Regions from separate parts of the Homo sapiens genome. Here all the other regions are linked to region 1. The links are chromatin loops, found by intact Hi-C in ENCODE. Cell type or tissue: IMR-90. All regions are shown on one strand. Region 1 overlaps DYNC2I2 (dynein 2 intermediate chain 2). Region 2 overlaps SPTAN1 (spectrin alpha, non-erythrocytic 1). Region 3 overlaps PHYHD1 (phytanoyl-CoA dioxygenase domain containing 1).

Region 1 (2,500 bases):
TCCCTGCACAGGCTGGACCATGGGGACTGGAGCACGCTTAAGTCCTTCGTGTGTGCCTGGAACCTGGACCGGCGAGACCTGCGTCCCCAGCAGCCGTCGGCCGTGGTGGAGGTCCCCAGCGCTGTCCTGTGTCTGGCCTTCCACCCCACGCAGCCCTCCCACGTCGCAGGTGAGCTGCCTGCTGTGTCCGCCTCCTCTCCTCTCAGGACTCAGCTTCCCGCCCTGCAGAGGGCACAAGGGAGCTTTCCATGGGCCCTTTGGCCCGGAGACAGGAAGGCGGGCCCTGACCCTCTCAGTCTGGAGCCCAGGTGAAGGTCTGCAGTGAGCCCTGAGGGGTGGAACTCGGGGGAGGAGTCTGGAAGGGGGCCAGGGTCGGGGCCAGGACAGGGGGCTGTGGAGAGGCCAGAAGAGGCAGGTGCCCTTGGGAAGCCGTCAGTGGTAGGGGGCAGGCAACGCTGGAGGGAGCTGCCAGGTGCAGGGCAGGGGTGTCCGGCAAAGCTCCCTGGGGTACAACAGGGGAGCTGGGGGCTAGGACTCTCCCTCTGTGGGGATGACTTCCAGCCAAGTGGCTCTGCCGCCTGGCCCTGGCCCTGGCCCTGTAGGTGGGCTGGGGCGGGTGTTTGGCCAGGAAGTCAGGCTGGGGGTGGGGCTGAGCCTCTGCCCAGGTCCACTGTCCCTGCAGGAGGGCTGTACAGTGGTGAGGTGTTGGTGTGGGACCTGAGCCGTCTTGAGGACCCGCTGCTGTGGCGCACAGGCCTGACGGATGACACCCACACAGACCCTGTGTCCCAGGTCAGGGCAGGGGCTGCCGGGCGGGGTGGGCCCTGAGGCAGAGCTGGGGAGAGGGCGCCCACTCTCCTAGGAAGGTCACCCGGGCGTTGGCAGTTGGACAGCTGCCTCCTGCATTCTCGGAGCTCCCGCAGCATGAGTCACCCCCCTCAGGAGCCACTCCCAGGGCCCTGTGGCCATTCCCAGCCTCCTCTGCAGGCACCGAGTGAGCAGCGCTGGGATTCTGGGACTGGAGAGGGCCCTGGGAACCCTCCAGGCCTGCCCCCTGGTGGGTGAGCCTGGTTCTGGGGCCTCCCGGAGAATTTTTTTTTTTCCTGGAAGAGAGGGAGGGTAGGGGTGGAGCGTGACACCTGGGCAGGTGTCCCTTGTCTCCATCCTGGCCCTGCATGCTGTTAACTCAGGTGGTGTGGCTGCCCGAGCCTGGGCACAGCCACCGCTTCCAGGTGCTGAGTGTGGCCACCGACGGGAAGGTGCTACTCTGGCAGGGCATCGGGGTAGGCCAGCTGCAGCTCACAGAGGGCTTCGCCCTGGTCATGCAGCAGCTGCCACGGAGCACCAAGCTCAAGAAGGTACGTGGGCACCCGGAAACTGCCCTGGCCTGCGCCGGTGAGCCTTGGGGGTGGGAAGGTGTGGCAGTGGGCCTGACTTGCTGTGATCTCCCCTCCTGTTCTCTGGCTCTGTTGGGACAGTGCCATCTGATGCCCTTGGCTCTGACCCTGCTGCTGCCATTTCTCCACAGCATCCCCGCGGGGAGACCGAGGTGGGCGCCACGGCAGTGGCCTTCTCCAGCTTTGACCCTAGGCTGTTCATTCTGGGCACGGAAGGCGGCTTCCCGCTCAAGTGTTCCCTGGCAGCTGGAGAGGCAGCCCTCACGCGGATGCCCAGCTCCGTGCCCCTGCGGGCCCCAGCACAGTTTACCTTCTCCCCCCACGGCGGTCCCATCTACTCTGTGAGCTGTTCCCCCTTCCACAGGTACGTAGGGCAGGCCTGGGGCACAGTGGGGCCAGGGTGTCCCTGCCCTGCGGGTCTCTAGCCTGCCAAGCCTCATGACAAACTGCTTCAAGTGCTTGCCTTCTGCCCACTCTGAGACCCGTGTTCAGGTCTTTGGTGGTTGGCCCAGGCATCGTCCCTTCTCTAATGAGAGGACCAACTCCAGGCTGAGGGACCCGGGAGGCTCTTCACGAGCCTGGCAGCCCAGGAGGGGTCTGGTGTTGGGGGCCAGCACCACCCAGACCCCAGCACTGATTCCCTTGCCTGGCCCCCTGCATCCCGTCTAGGAATCTCTTCCTGAGCGCTGGGACTGACGGGCATGTCCACCTGTACTCCATGCTGCAGGCCCCTCCCTTGACTTCGCTGCAGCTCTCCCTCAAGTATCTGTTTGCTGTGCGCTGGTCCCCAGTGCGGCCCTTGGTTTTTGCAGCTGCCTCTGGGAAAGGTAGGAAGGGGCCGCTAGGCCTGGATCTGTTTAAGGGGTGGGTGGTCTGGGCCCTGCTTGTACCTGGGGTTCTGGGTTGGGGAAAAGACCACACATGGGGGTAAGGACGGCTTCCCTCCAGCAACCCAACTCAAAGCCACTGTGGCTGCACACAACAGGATTGAACCCGGGCATTAGCCTCCTCCTGCCATGTGGTTGGTCTCTAGAGTTTCTCTTACTCCACGTATCTGTCTCTCTTTGCAGGTGACGTGCAGCTGTTTGATCTCCAGAAAAGCT
Region 2 (2,500 bases), 76 kb after region 1:
AGTGAGCTGAGATCAAGCCCCTGCACTCCAGCCTGGGTGACAGAGCTAGACTCCGTGTCAAAAAAAAAAAAAAAAGGCGGGCACGGTGGCTTACACCTGTAATCCTAGCATTTTGGAAGGCTGAAGGGGGTGGATTGCCTTAGCTCAGGAGTTCGAGACAAGCCTGGGCAACACGGTGGAACCTCGTCTCTATTAAAATACAAAAAATTAGCCAGGTGTGGCGGCGTGCGCCTGTAATCCCAGCTACTTGGGAGGCTGAGGCAGGAGAATTGCCAGAACCCGGGAGGCTGAGGTTGCAGTGAGCCAAGATCACGCCTTTGCACTCCAGCCTGGGCGACAGAGCGAGACTCTGTCTCTTAAAAAAAAAAAAAAAGGTGAGGTGGATGTGGATGTATTAATCATTTCTTAAAAATCAAAATTATCGGCCAGGCAGGGTGGCTCACACCTGTAATCCCAGCACTTTGGGAGGCCAAGGCGGGTGGATCACCTGAGGTCAGGAGTTTGAAACCAGCCTGGCCAACATGGTGAAACCCCATCTCTACTAACAATACAAAAAGTAGCCAAGCATAGTGGCGCACGCCTGTAGTCCCAGCTACCTGGGAGGCTGAGACAGGAGAATCGCTTGAACCCGGGAGGCAGAGGTTGCAGTGAGCCAAGATCGCACCACTGCACTCTAGCCTGGGCGACGAAAAAGCAAGAGTCCGTCTCAAAAAAAAAAAAAATCAAAATTATTTAAGATTGAGTCTTGGTAAACAATTAGGGTTAGACTTATTTATTTATATATTTCCTTTGTTCTCAACCCTCAGGAAACAGTTAAGATGGAAAAACATTGAGAAATTATGCATCTAATTTGTTTGCTTCCAAAATTTTCTTGTAAAGAAATTTTCCAAGGAAGGCATAGTTACACATGGAACAATAACGACACTGCACACGAGCTCCTGAAAGAGATGGCAGTCTCCAGGATTCGAGTGTATGGTGCTGTTCTGCCTCCTATCACAGGAGTCACTGCATTTCTAAAATCCTTTACCTGCTACAGAAATTAAATCACATTTGGGAACAGCCCTTTATGATAAGAAAATCTCCATCATAATATCGCAAAGGTTCCATCTGAGCAAGTCCCCCTGCTTGGGCCCAGCTTGCTGATTTGATCCTGCCAATCCAGAGAGACAGTTCAGCAAGGCCCTGCTGAAATTAACCAACCTAAAAGGCCCTCTTTGTCACCCCAGTGAAGTAGAACGAGTCAATTCTATACCAAGTGCTTTGGTCAGGCAATAATGGACTTTTCTTTCCTGCAGTAGATCAGCTGACGTCAGTAGGTGGGAGGTCTGCCAAGCCACAACAGGCTGTCTCTGGGGAGCTGGGTATCTGAAAGTCACCAATGTGCTCCCACTGCAGTCAGCATTCAGAATTTTCATTTGTGCAATTACAGGAGACACCAAAAAACATTATGGGTTAGTGAGAGTTTCCCCCCTCTTAACCTGACAGGGAGCTGTCTCTTGTTTATCTACACGAGTTCCAGTTTCTTTTTGCTCCTAAAAGGGTCATTTCTGCAGACTACATTAAACACAGGAAAATTCTCATAAATATCATTAAGAATTCCTGCCATCCAAAGGTGCTACAGCCTCTCACCCGAAACTGTCAGTTACTGAAATGTCAGCTCAGCTCGGCCTGGGCGTGCCACATTCCTTCCACAACCGAGGCTGCATGCTGCAAGCACCCCACCCCTTCCCTGGCATATGCAGCAGACTGATAAGGCCGACTTCACAGAGAACGTTCCAGGCTGTTCCCAGCCATATGGGATTAACGCCTTTTGAGAGCACCAGAAAGGAAAAATCTGGGAAACGTGCCATTAAAAAACAAACTCCAATCTTACCAGCCTATCTATCAGTTCCACTAACTGCCTAAAAACCACAACAGAGACGACTTCCTAGGAATGCAATCAACTGACTGCTTATCTCAAAGGAGCCAACTGTCTCTGATTTTGCCAATCAAGTCTGTTCACATAGAGACTGAAGGAGGGGAAATGAAGTGCTAAGTATATTCTCTATATGTTTAAGGACAACTTCCCATTTAAGGTAACTTAAAAAAAAAGGTATATATTTGCAAAATATTATTAGAGGAGACTGAAGACGTAGGCTATTTATAAATGCTGCAACGCAGCAGTCAAACGTTAGCTGCATCATTCAGCAAGTAATGCGAATCTCAGGGGGATAAAGCAGGAATTACAACTATGTCCTCTATTGTAATAAATAAAATGAATAAAATGAACTTGTCAGCATTCTTACAATACTACCAGATCTCGGAAGAAGAGTGGGGTCTGAATATATGAATCTTGGCTAGAAATTTCTAATATACAGCTGGGCGCGGTGGCTCACGCCTGTAATCCCAGCACTTTGGGAGGCTGAGGCAGATGGATCACGAGGTCAGGAGATTGAGACCATCCTGGCTAACACGGTGAAACCCCGTCTCTACTAAAAATACAAAAAATTAGCCGGGCGTG
Region 3 (2,500 bases), 290 kb before region 1:
TGCCTGTTTCAGCCTCCCAAAGTGCTGGGATTACAGGTATAAGCCACCACTCCTGGCCCTTGAAATGAATTTAGAGATAGATGCAAACTGTTTTTTGTTTTGTTTTGTTTTTTTGAGACAGGGTCTTTCTTTATCACCCACCCAGACTGGAGTGCAGTGGCATGATTATAGCTCACTGCAGCCTCAACCTCCTGGCCCCAAGTGATCCTTCTGCCTCAGCCTCCCATGTAGCTGGGACCACAGGCATATACCACCATGCCCAGCTAATTTAAAAAAATTTTTTTGTAGAGACAGGTCTCACTTTGTTGACCAGGCTGTTTGCGAATTCCTGGGCTCAAGCGATCCTCCCTGCTTGGCCTCCCAAACTGCTGGGATTACAGGCATGAGCCACCACACCCAGCTGCCCAACTGTTCTATCCACAGGGCAATAATTGCATTCCCCAGGACCCAGTTCATGGTAACGTGATTGGAACAGAGTGGTACTGACCCCCTACTTGGACAAGTATCATGTGCATTATTATCAGTTTTATCCAACTTACAGTGTTGTAAAATAACTCAAACAAGGAAAGCTGGAGGTAACCCAAGAAAATGAAACAGGACGCCCACTGATCTTTTTTTTTCTCACAGTATCAAGAGTGAATATTGAGGATGTTACTGAGTGCTGGGCACCATGCCAAGCTCTTTTCTTTGCATGCATTATAAACCAAGATATATCAGTTTTTTGTTTTTGTTTTTGTTTTTTTTTGAGACAGGATTCTTGCTCTGTTGCCCAGGCTGGAGTGCAGTGGCATGATCTTGGCCCACTGCAACCTCCACTTCCTGGGTTCAAGCGATTCTCCTGTCTCAGCCTCCCAAGTAGCTGGGATTACAGGTATGCATCACCTGGCCCAGCTAATTTTTGTATTTTTAGTAGAAACAGGGTTTCACCATGTTGGCCAGGCTAGTCTCAAACTCCTGACCTCAGATGATCCACCCACCTCGGCCTCCCAAAGTGCTGGGATTACAGGCGTGAGTCACTGCGCCCGGCCAATATATCAGCTTTATTCTCACTTTCTTCCCACCCCACAACCCATTAGTCTCTGAAGGCAGCTTGGAGGGCACAGGATTCGGCCCTTCTTACTCCTAGGAACCCTTGAGTGGCCTGCCTGTCTCTGGCTGCAGGAGCTGTCTCTGCTTCCCCCAGTATCCCCCCGAATGGAAGGCAGCTGTGCAGCAAATGAGACCAGCTTTTTGGAAGAAACTGTCATTCCTTAACTGGTTCTTTTTCCTTCTCAAGACCCCATTCTTCCCATTCCCTGGGATGGCTTCCGGCTGTTGTATTTCTGCTAATGCCCACCAGATGGCAGGTGCTCCTCGGCGTGAGTGCCAGGATCTCACCTGGCCCAGGCGCAAGCAGGCTCATAATAAACTCTGACTAGGAAGGGTCAAGAGAACGGTGTGGGAGACCCCAGAGTCTTCAATTTACCCATTGCAAACTGTACTGGGTCCTATCATGTGACCTATTCGGTCACTGGGGGGAGAAAATCTGAGTTCCTAGTCTCATGGGGGATAGTTACACAGGTGGGGGTCATCCAGACCACTGTGCTCATTCCAGGTGGCTGGCCACAAAGTGGCCTTCGGTGACCAGAGAACAGCCGGAAAACAGAAAGTAAAGCCAAGCTGGGAACAGCAGGGACTTGGTATCAGACAGATCTGGGTTGAAATCCTGACTCTGTCCACTACTAACTGTGTGGCTTGGGGCAAGTGATCTGAACCTAATTTTCCCCAACTGTCTAATGGGGGGATAATAATAGCCTGTAATTTCAGCACTTTGGGAGACTGAGGCTGGTGGATCACCTGGAGATCAGGAGTTCAAGACCAGCCTGACCAACATGATGAAACCCTGTCTCTACTAAAAATACAAAAATTAGCCGGGCCTGGTGGCGCATGCCTGTAAGTGCAGCTACTCAGGAGGCTGAGGCAGGAGAATCACTTGAACCCGGGAGGCGGAGGTTGCAGTGAGCTGAGATCGCGCCACTGAATTCCAGACTGAGCAACAGAGTGAGATTCTGTTTTAAAAGAAAAAAGAAAAAAAAAAAGGACAATAAAGCCTACTTGATAACTTCCCAGTGAGGAGCGAGGGAAAGGTGTGTAAGGGGCTTGGCCTGACACCCTGGAGCCTTGGGATCCTCCCTTCCACGATGCTGCTCTGGCCGGGGACCAAGCCCTCCCTCAAAAGCCACATCCCATCCTCATGTGCCCCAGACACCTACCTGGGCTCGAAGCTGCTCCTCTTCCTGGGTGGAGAATTCTGTGCGGCAGTGGAGAGGAACATCCATTTCAGCCACTATCTCGCCAATCCTTTGTTGCATGGCCACACACTCTTCCGCAGACAAGAATCCTTCCAGCACCAGGAATCCATCCTGTTGGAACTGCAGGCAGGCTTGAGACTCAGGCTTCCCCAGTCTGCAAATGCTCCTGTCTGACCCTTCCCTCAACCTTGCAGCTGTGTGAAGGTGGG

What was found. Peaks named below come from ENCODE experiments on the same cell type or tissue, not always from the same donor. Only the 100,000 strongest peaks of a DNase experiment are listed, where the experiment ranks them.
Region 2: it touches region 1 in a loop (6-fold over the local background); 3 of 110 quality-filtered maps call a loop at or near these places.
Region 3: it touches region 1 in a loop (19-fold over the local background); 10 of 110 quality-filtered maps call a loop at or near these places.

The regions. Positions count from the first base shown.
Region 1 is chr9:128,633,950-128,636,449 of GRCh38, reverse strand. It overlaps DYNC2I2 (dynein 2 intermediate chain 2), which reads left to right. Exons shown (of 9, transcript NM_052844.4): 4 at 12-169; 5 at 683-792; 6 at 1,191-1,358; 7 at 1,529-1,761; 8 at 2,067-2,224; 9 at 2,468-2,500. Among named protein-coding and RNA genes, the nearest start is that of DYNC2I2, 22 kb to the left of the region's middle. RefSeq lists enhancers at 1-505, 558-1,757. In IMR-90, a CTCF peak has its summit at 1,053 (motif pointing left); a DNase peak (open chromatin) is centred at 959; H3K27ac peaks cover 1,434 bases.
Region 2 is chr9:128,557,958-128,560,457 of GRCh38, reverse strand. All of the region lies in intron 1 of SPTAN1 (spectrin alpha, non-erythrocytic 1), which reads right to left. Among named protein-coding and RNA genes, the nearest start is that of SPTAN1, 6.6 kb to the right of the region's middle. RefSeq lists an enhancer at 1,522-1,581. In IMR-90, no CTCF peak of the experiment used is centred here; DNase peaks (open chromatin) are centred at 1,287 and 1,837; H3K4me3 peaks cover 541 bases; H3K27ac peaks cover 589 bases.
Region 3 is chr9:128,926,949-128,929,448 of GRCh38, reverse strand. PHYHD1 (phytanoyl-CoA dioxygenase domain containing 1) reads right to left here. Exons shown (of 13, transcript NM_001100876.2): 4 at 2,253-2,411. Among named protein-coding and RNA genes, the nearest start is that of PHYHD1, 7.2 kb to the right of the region's middle. In IMR-90, a CTCF peak has its summit at 1,333 (motif pointing right); no DNase peak of the experiment used is centred here.